Regions from separate parts of the Homo sapiens genome. Here region 2 is linked to region 1. A link is a loop called in an ENCODE intact Hi-C map of the cell type or tissue named here. Cell type or tissue: mammary epithelial cell. All regions are shown on one strand.

The links. Hi-C counts contacts between places; a loop is a spot of excess contacts. Peaks named below come from ENCODE experiments on the same cell type or tissue, not always from the same donor. Only the 100,000 strongest peaks of a DNase experiment are listed, where the experiment ranks them.
Region 2: a loop joins it to region 1, with 7 times the contacts of the local background. A loop is called at or near these places in 7 of 110 quality-filtered maps.

What each region holds. Positions count from the first base shown.
Region 1 is chr13:98,670,653-98,675,652 of GRCh38, forward strand. It overlaps the pseudogene RN7SL60P. Among named protein-coding and RNA genes, the nearest start is that of SLC15A1, 80 kb to the right of the region's middle. In mammary epithelial cell, a CTCF peak has its summit at 2,560 (motif pointing left); no DNase peak of the experiment used is centred here.
Region 2 is chr13:99,031,810-99,036,809 of GRCh38, forward strand. It overlaps a transcript of DOCK9 not described here. Among named protein-coding and RNA genes, the nearest start is that of DOCK9-DT, 52 kb to the right of the region's middle. In mammary epithelial cell, a CTCF peak has its summit at 2,212 (motif pointing left); a DNase peak (open chromatin) is centred at 232; H3K27ac peaks cover 270 bases.

The DNA of each region.
Region 1 (5,000 bases):
TGTCTCCCTAAATGTATAAAACCAAGCTGTGCCTTGACCGTCTTGGGCGCATGTTATCAGGACCTCCTGAGGCTGCGTCACAGGCGCGTCCTCAACCTTGGCAAAATAAACTTTCTAAATTAATTGAGGCCTGTCTCAGATGTTCTGGGTTCACAGTATGGACCACATTTTCTTTATCCAGTGTATCATTCATGGGCATTTGGGTTGATTCCCTGTCTTTGCTATTGTGAATAGTGCTGCGATGAACATATGTGTGCAGGTGTCCTTATAATAGAATGATTTATATTCCTTTGTCTACCCCTACTCTTAAACATAGAGCAGACAGCCAAGGGTCATAAGACATCGAATGAGATCTGCTATTTGAAAAACATACCAAAAAACAAGCACATCAGAAAAAAAGGCAACTTGGGGAAAATAGAGATTACGTAGGGTAAAAAAACTTCAAAATCCGTATGTCAACTGTCTGAAACTTCTAAGAGAAGACACTGTAATCAAGAAGTACAAGCTGGATACTATAATCAATAACAATTCAGGTAATTAAAAAGCCCTTTGGATTGAAGACTTGATGAAGGAAGTAAAAAATACATGAGAGAGCTTAGAGCATAGCTGAAGCAATCTCAAAGTAGAGGCTGGGCACGGTGGCTCACACCTGTAATCCCAGCACTTTGGGAGGCCAAGGCAGGTGGATCTCTTAAGGTCAGGAGTTCGAGACCAGCTTGGCCAACATGGTGAAACCCTGTCTCTACTAAAAATACAAAAAATTAGCTGGGTGCGTTGGCAAGCACCTGTAATCCCAGCTACTCGGGAGGCTGAGGCAGGAGAATGGCTTGAACCTGGGAGGTGGAGCTTGCAGTGAGCCGAGATCATGCCACTGTACTCCAGCCTGGAAGATAGAGTTAGACTGTCTCAAAAAAAAAAAAAAAAAAAAGTGAGAAAAAGAAGTAGGAGAGAAAGGATAAGAAAATTAGAGAGCTGGTCAAGGAGGACTAACCTCTAAATAACAGGAGTCCAGAGAGAACAGAGGAAGTGGAAGGGAGAAAATTAAAAATGAAAAATTCATAAAAATGTCCCACAATCAAAGGACATGAGTTTCCAGTTTGAAAGGGCCACTGGAGCATCAGCACAATGGTTAAAAATGGGCCCATGCCAGATATATCATCATGAAATTTCAAATTTCTAGAACCCAACAGATGATTCTACAAGCTTCTGGAGAGAAAAACATTCTTACACACAAGATCCATAACAATCAGAATGCCTTGGGCTTTTCAATAGCTGAAGCATTGAAAGCTGGAACAGTGGAGTGATACTTTCAAAATTGCCGGGGAACACTGGGCATGGTGGTGTATGCCTGTAGTCCCAGCTATTCAGGAGGCTGATGGGGGAGGATCGCTTGAGCTCAGGAGTTCTGGGCTGTAGTGTGCTATGCCAATCGGGTGTCCACGCTAAGTTCAGCATCAATATAGTGACCTCCTGGGGGTGGGGGACCACCAGATTGTCTAGGAAAGGGTGAATTGGCCCAGATTGGAACTGGAGCAGGTCAAAACTCCTATGCTGATCAATAGTGGGATCGTACTTGGGCATAGCCACTGCATGCCAGCCTGGGCAACATGGTGAGGGTCCATCTCTTTAAAAAAAATTACCAGGAAAAATGGTCTCCAGCTGGAATTCTATACACAGTCAAATGTCAAGCAAAAGAGAAGGGAGAATTCAAACATTTTCAGACCTGCAAGACCCTAGAAAAAGTTTACCTCCCCTATTACCTTTCTCAGGAAGTCACTACAGAAAAGTACCCCACCAAAAAAAGGGTCTTCTTTCTAAGTCAAGAAAGAAGATGATATGGGGTACAGGAGGTGACAAAGTGGTGAGATGAAGGGGACCCCAACATAGTTTTTTGTTTTGTTTTGTTTTTTGTTTTTTAACCCAAACCAAAAATGGTCAATACCCAACATAGTTTTAGAAGGATTTCTCTGAATTCTGCTGTACAATGGGCCTCCAGGTTGGAGTCCTTCAAAAGGTTCTTCAAATACTGAAATTAATAGAATACTCATCAGAGTTGACTAAAATATCAGCCTTCATTACTCTCTGCCTCCCTACTCTCTTTGTTTCTGCTTTGTGACACTTATCCACACCTGACGTTAGACTCTCTGTCAGTTTATCTGGCCTACATCCGTGCCTAGAAAATAGTAATGCTTACTAAATATTTGTTGAATGAATGAATAGATGAGGACATATGTAAAATAATGCAAACCCTGGCATGTAGGAAGTGCTTTGTCAATGTGAATTTCTTTCCTGAATTTCTCCTAATTCAGGTAAAGCCCGTTGCTTCCACAAGATGTCTGGTGCCATCTGGAGGAATTGCGATCCCTGCTGGAATCCCTACCTGAGTCCAGACAGACTGTAAGTCCGCTATGGCCAGTCCCAAGATTGAAACTTCTAGAAATACAAATACTCAGTTTCGGACAGGCCTTCTGATGTGTACGCACAAAAAATTCCTAATTTCTGACATTGAGAAAAGCCTTTTGTTGCCATGTTTTCCTACAAATGTGCTTTCCTGCCATCTTGTGGCCAATCTGGGGAACTTGCAAACAGTTTGCCCGGACCTCACTCAGTCTAAAGAAAAGCTCCGGGAGCTGGGCTTGCCCAGAGCCATTTGGCAAAGCACCTGTGGTCATTTGACCACACCCTGGGGCCATCCGGCTTCTCAGACGCCCATGTTTTCGAAACAGGAAGCCACTGAGGTCACTGCTCTGTTTGGTGGCTTCTGCTGGGGACAGCTGAGAGAAGTGCCTGACCTTTGTCCTCCCATTTAGACACAGCCCCACTATTAACCCTGTCATGGTTGGACCCCAAGGATTTGCTCTGAGCATTCCGTGAACACCTGCAAACTCCTTGAGGGCAGGGCTTTATCTATGTTTTACCCCCAGTGTATCATACAGCATTGAACACATAGTAGGTGCTTACTAAATAAATGTTGTTGAAGAGATACTATCATTGGAGCATCTAAGAGCACTTCAATGAGCCAAGTCCAAGCACTTTACATAGATTGTCTTATTAAATTAAAGTGACCAACTCATCCTGTTTGGCCAAGGACTGTCCTGAGAATCCTCTCAGTCCTGGACCAACGAGGGCAGTTGTTCGGTCCCCTTAATGCAAATTCTGGCAACACCTCTCTGACATTGACACTACCATTATCCCCATATTTCAGAGAGAGGACTGAGGCTCAGAATTCTAAGAACTTGCCCATTATCACACAGGTCCTAAGAGCTCCCTACTTAGGGACTTAAATCCAAATCTTGGACTCTGCGACCTCCGTTCTCACCACCGTTCTGTGCTATTCCCTGAGAGGCAGCGCAGGTCCTTGCGTCGCAGATGGGGCTGCCTGTCTCCAAGGCCTTCCCTGCTCCTATGACAGTGGAGGTGTGAAGGGGATTGGAAGTGTCCTCGAGTTCTTTCTGAAGAAACACATCAGGCAAATAACAGATTTATAAAGGTGAGCTGAGGGGCGGTGGGGAGAGAGAGAGGGAGAGACAGAAAACATGCTCTTCTTAGCAATTCCACCTTGATATGATTACAGACTGGAAGTCTATACCTAGACTAGTTAACCAGGAAGGCAGATGGGAACTTGGATTTCCTACTTCCCAACTGTGGTTTCTGTTTCAATCACAGACTACTGCAGTCACCTCTCTGTTGGAAACAAACATTGACTCTCTGCTTCCTCCCAAGGTGCAGGCACTCTCAGAATTCGAGAGAACAGAGGCACAGGAAAGCCATCATCAAGCTTGGGTTTGTCTCTGTCACTTACAGAGTTGTAGGATCTCGAGCAAGTTATTGAACCACAGTGTGCCTCAGTTTCCTCATCTGTGGCATGAGGATGCTGATATGCTTACCTCCAAGGGCTGCTCAGGGTATTAAATGAATAAAATGCTCAAAGCCCTTAGAACAGGCCATGCTGAAAGTAGCAAATATCTTTCTCTTGTCTCCCACATTTCATCTGTCAGAGAATCCTGTTGGCTCCATCAACCTCCAAAGTATATCCAGAATCCCACCACTTCTCACCACCACACTGCCACCTACCTAGCCAGAGCCACCCTCCTGGAAGGTCACTTGGGAACCTGCATGGACACTTGGCCCCTTTCAGTTTATTCTTTTTTTTTTTTTTTTTTTTTTTGAGACGGAGTCTCGCTCTGTCGCCCAGGCTGGAGTGCAGTGGTGCGATCGTGGCTCACCACTGCTCCGAACTCCTTGGCTCAAGGAATCCTCCTACCTCAGCTTCCTGAGGAGCTGGGATCACAGATGTGTGCCACCATACCTGGCTAATGTTTAAATTTTTTGTAGAGATGCGGTCTCCCTATGTTTCCCAGGCTGGTCTCCAACTTCTAGGCTCCAAGTAATCCACCTGCCTCAGCCTCCCAAGTACCCAAGTGGCTGGGACTACAGACGCGCCACCACGCCCAGATCACTTTATTCTTAAGACAGTAGCTAGAGGGGTCCTGCCACACAGCAGTCACGTGACTTCTAGGCTCAAAACCCTCTGTAGACATCTCAAAAGCCCAGGCTTTCACCCTGGCCTGCCCAACATGAAAGACACACCCTTTCTCTCCGCCCTCAGCAACTCGCTCCCCTCACTCCCCTGATCCTGTGTGCTGACCTCTCGCTCTCCCTCCTTCCCCCTCCCCACATCCTGTATGCCGGCCTCTCGCTCCCCTCACTCCCCTGATCCTGTGTGCTGGGCTCTGGCTCTCCCTCACTCCCCCTGATCCTGTGTGCTGGCCTCTCAAAGACACCAGGCATGCCCCGCCTCCGGCCTTTGCACGGCTGCCCCTCTGCCAGGCACTCTCTGCCCTCACCTTGTTGAAGTGGCTGCTCACATGCCACCATCCCAGGAAGCGCCCTCTGACCATCCTTTTCAGTCACAACCTCTGTCCCTCTGCTCTATTTTTTTTTTTTTAGATCCATGGCACCCAACACCTCCTACTATACCACATCATTTTCCATAATTT
Region 2 (5,000 bases), 360 kb after region 1:
TATTCCTAATGTTCCTGATGAGAACCAGAGTAAATTCAAGGGCTGATGTCACAGCAGCCTGCTTAGGGCATTCCAAAACACACCTCTAAAGAGAGGGAGAGATTTGATTCCTCCAACTTCCACAAATGAACACACACAAGGACACTTCTGGGAAGATATGCTTCTTGATTTCATAATAGCCAGTACCTGGGTTAAATATATTATGTAACCAAAGAAACATCCTGATGATTCAAATTTCCTGGGGAGAACTAATGATAACCCATCAGAGTCATCAATGTGGGTCACTGGAGGTCACCAGGAGATCAAGGTACATTTTAATGCTAAGTGGCTTCAGTCCAAGGAGTGCCAATGAGATTATACACTGTTAAAACTGATTCCAGGCTGGGTGCGGTGGCTCACGCCTGTAATCCTAGCACTTTGGGAGGCCTAGGCAGGCCGATTGTCTAAGCTCAGGAGTTCGAAACCAGCCTGGGCAACATAGTGAAACCCTGTCTCTACTAAAAATACAAAAAAAAAATTAGCCAGAAGTGGCGGCGTGTGCCTGTAGTCCCAGCATCTTGGGAGGCAGAGGCAGGCGAATTGCTTGAACCCAGTAGGTGGAGGCTGCAGTGAGCTGAGATCACACCACTGCACTCCACACTTCAGCCTGGGCAACAGAGTGAGACACCATCTCAAAAAAAAAAAAAAACCTGATTCCAAAATTCATTCAAATATACGCACCCCTAAAACCCCTCTTTGGGAAAGATAAGGCTGAGGCTAGGTCCTCTTCCTCAACTGAAAGGGGAAGTACTATAAATTTATTAATTTATATGACATAAATTTATTAATTTACATGACATAAATTTATTAATTTACATGACATAAATTTATTAATTTATATGACAAATTAAAACAGAGTTGGTGTTTTGTAGCTTTCCACTTGAAATACAAAATCTGTATAGTTTAAAAGGAATACTTGAAGAGTCTGTTTCCAAATATCACAAACTCTTGTATTTGGCAAACAACAAGAATGTCAACCTATGTGAAAGTCTTTAATTTAGCAGATGTGTATTTAATTAAAAATTAACAGAAATCAGGAGTAGTGAGGTTACACATTCCCATAGTTCAAAGCTACCTAAAAATGGAAGTTTTAATTTCACTTCATTAAACACTTAGGAGCAGATTCCAGTAGTCTAAGTAAGACATCATTGGCTTTTAGGAACAAATGTGTCAACAACTGTTAAAGAATAGTTCCTTGTTATGAAACCTTAAAATTCTAGGACATATGATGTTTTAAGACATCTGAGTACAGGTAGCAGATTTAAACATACATAGCCACCTTCCTATCTATCAGTTGAGAACTAAAAACTAAAAAGCATTTTGATAACATGTCTAATTTCTTATATAGCATATCATTCAGGCAGGACCAGTAGTAGAGAAGGCAAAAAACAAATATTCCACCTTAGTTCTAAAACAGAAAATCTGAATATGAAAGACAGATAAGATTACAAGATATGGGCTGCTCTGGAAGGATCAACCAGGACCAATAAGTAAAAACTCTAATAACCAGTGTTGCCCTAAAATAGGATAAACCATTTGTGAGGGAATGAAACTACTGCCCCAAGGAGGGGTTCATGCATGAGCGGGAATGCCCGTGGGTGACGGAAGTATCACAAAGGCAAATGAACTAATGCCGTCAACAAACCCTCCAGTCTTCAGTGGGATGGATTTTCCATGTTGTAGACACTGTCAGCGAGTGCAGTTTCAAGTCAGGCAAAATGGAAGCTCGTGCATCTTTGATCGCGCAGGTGGTCTAAAGGGATGGCACAGAGGCCCAATATACCTAACCTGTAGAAGGCACATCTCACATCTCACCTATTGCAACAGTGATAAAAGTGAGGACACTGAGGCTTAAAGACGGTTAAAGACCAAAGTCACAGAGAACTAAAGTGTCTGAACTAGGACTTCTACTCTCACATCCCCAGACTTCAGATTAGAATTCTTTCTACTCTACCATGATGGTTTTCTGTCAGGTCCCAGAAGAACCTCAAATGCTCCCTACATATAGATGTGCTGAGTAAATAAAAGTTTTATATTTAGAGAGGAAAAAATAGAGATCAAAATGCCTGGCCAACTTCAGGGGGTCTGTGACATGGCTCTGATATGAACACCATGTCTTTTCTTCCAACTTCTAATCATGAAATATATTCAAACCAGCTGCTCCATCTAGTGGATTAATGGAAGATCCTCAGGATGAGAGAAAAGCACATTTTTAATACTGTTCAGCTCACACAACCCTAAAGCATTCATCTGCTATCCCATACCTCATATCCAAAATAGCAACACTAGAAAAGAGATTATGAAGATTACAAGCTTTCAGGAGTCAAGGATGAATTCATTCCAACTGGTTAAAACCATATTCCAAATTTGCTTCCTCCCTCATTTCCCCAGTTTCCCCCAACATAAGTACAGAGTCGGCAAAGCAGGTCACATCACAAGTCACTGAGGTAACAGCTCTCCAGTAGCACACCCAAGAGGTGTAACTCCAAACTGAAGCTGAAGCTCCCAGAGATTCCACAGCCCCTTGATATACTGTGTTTACTAATCATCTTAAGCCTAAGACCTTCTTTCCAAAGAGAACAATATGTGGTGGGAAAAACCCAGGCTCAGAAGTCAGCCAAAATTCCTGGTTCTGTCAGTTTCTGACTGTTGTAACCTTGAGTCAATCATTAAACTTCTGCCTCAGCTCCTCATCTGCAAAACATGGATAATGGCACACCCCTCAGGGGTGCCATGAGGATGGAGAGGTGACAAAAAGAATGCACCTAACACATTCCTGAAACACCGCAGCACTCAACGAACAGCAGAGACAGATAGGTGGACCTGAGTAGGCTCCAATTTAAGGGCCCTTTATCTGTTTTCCTTAATCTTCAAATTTCTATTTTAAAAAGGTAACAAAAATGGTGAGCAGAGTTGTTAGAAGACATAGAGATGCGTAATAATAAGGAACAGTGAAGGAACTGTGATTCGGTGTGGCCAGAACACAGGCAGTAAAGGTGGATGCCAGGAGTTGAGGTGAAACAGACAGGCAGTTCCTTGTAAGCCATATGGATGCATTTGGATGTCATCCAGCAATCAATGTGGAACCACCGGATTATCTTCCCATTACCCCAATCTGTCATATTCTAACACTGCTCCAAAACTTTCACAGTCACCTACTTCCTAAAGAATGAAGTGGAACAGTCTTAACAAGGTGGGTTTCTGAATCTGTGTTTCTGTCTTCTGTCTCAGCTTCCCATTTGGTATGTCAACTTTCATGTGCAGGTTTGCTCAAGACACGTGCTTTAAGATGCAGAAGAAAGATCAAATTCAATAACATTAATTATGAAACTTAAGTTGTGTCACAACTCTCAATCTCTCAAATTTGAATGAGCAGATTTAATATTAGTAAACATTCTGAACTCCAATCAAATGTAATGCAACACAAAACATGAATGAACACTATCAGAGACTGATGAATACCTCCCTCACCCCAACATCTATCCTTCCCTTTTGATATAGTAATAGCAGTGCTGGTGGGCCTCTGGCTACCCAGCCAAAAACTACATTTCTCAGTCTCTCTTGCACTGAAGTGTGTCTACTGGATTGGGTTCCAGTTAATGGGATGGTTAAAGTTAAAGCTAATGGGACGTGTTAAGTGATACGTGCAATTTTAAAGTCATGCACTTAAATGGGAAGGAGTACACCATTCCCATACCATCTCCCTTTTCTGCTACAAGGAAGTACTATGTGGAAAATGGCAGAGCAACAAGATAGAAGGAGCCTGGGACCCCAAAATGGTAGAGTCATCAATCAACCCTGAACTGTTTACACTTGGACTAAGAGTAAACCTAACTTCCATCCTTTATAAGGCATTGTTTTTTGATCTTTGTTAAAGTATATCCTAACTGTGATGCTTTCTTTTATGTGTCAACTTGGCTAGGCCACAGTACCCAGATATTTGGTCAAATACATGTGGATACTTCTGCGAAGGTAATTTTTAGATGAGATTAACATTAAATCAATAGACTGAGTAAAACAGATTGCCCTCCATAATCTGGGAGGGCCTCATCCAAGCAGTTGAAGACCTTAAGAAAAGGACCGACCTTTCCTGTGGAAGAAGAAATTCGGACAACAGACTCACTTTGAACTCCAATTGCAACATCAGCTCTTCTCTGGGTCTCCAGCTTGTCAGCCTTCCAAGCCTGCCTGCCTGCCTACCCTAGCCTCGCAATTTTGGACTTTTAAGCCTCCATGATCGTTTAAGCCAATTCCTTAAAATAGAAAGAAACATATGGATACATGGATGTATAATACATACACACATACACATCTTATTGATTCTGTTTCACTAGAGAACCCTATTATACTGTTACAAACGGAATATTTGTGCTCCCTACCCCACCAAATTCTTATGTTGAAACCCTAATCCCAACATGATGGTATTTGGAGGTGGGAACTTTGGGAGGCAATTAAGTCATGAAGGTGAAGTCCTCATGAATGGGTAGGTTTAGTGCTCGTATAAAGAAGAGGCCAGAGAGCTTGCTAGCTCTCTGTCTGCTATGTGAGAATACAATAGAAGTCATCCTTCTTTAACATGGAAGAGGGTCCTCATCAGAACCCAACCATGCTGGCACCATGATCTCGAACTTCTGGCCTCCAGAACTGTGAGAAACAAATCATTGTAGTTAGTAAGCCACCTGGTTGTTGGTTTTTTGTTTTGTTTTGTTTTTGAGACAGAGTCTTGCTCTGTCACCAGGCTGGAGTCCAGTGGAGTGATCTTGGCTCACTGCAACCTCCGATTCCCTGATTCAAGTGATTCTCCTGCCTCAGCCTCCCGTAGCTGGGATTACAGGCACACACCACCATGCCCAGCTAATTTTTGTATTTTTAGTAGAGACGGGATTTCACCATGTTGGCCAGGATAGTCTCGATCTTCTGACCTCGTGATCCGCCCACCTCGGCCTCCCAAAGTGCTGGGA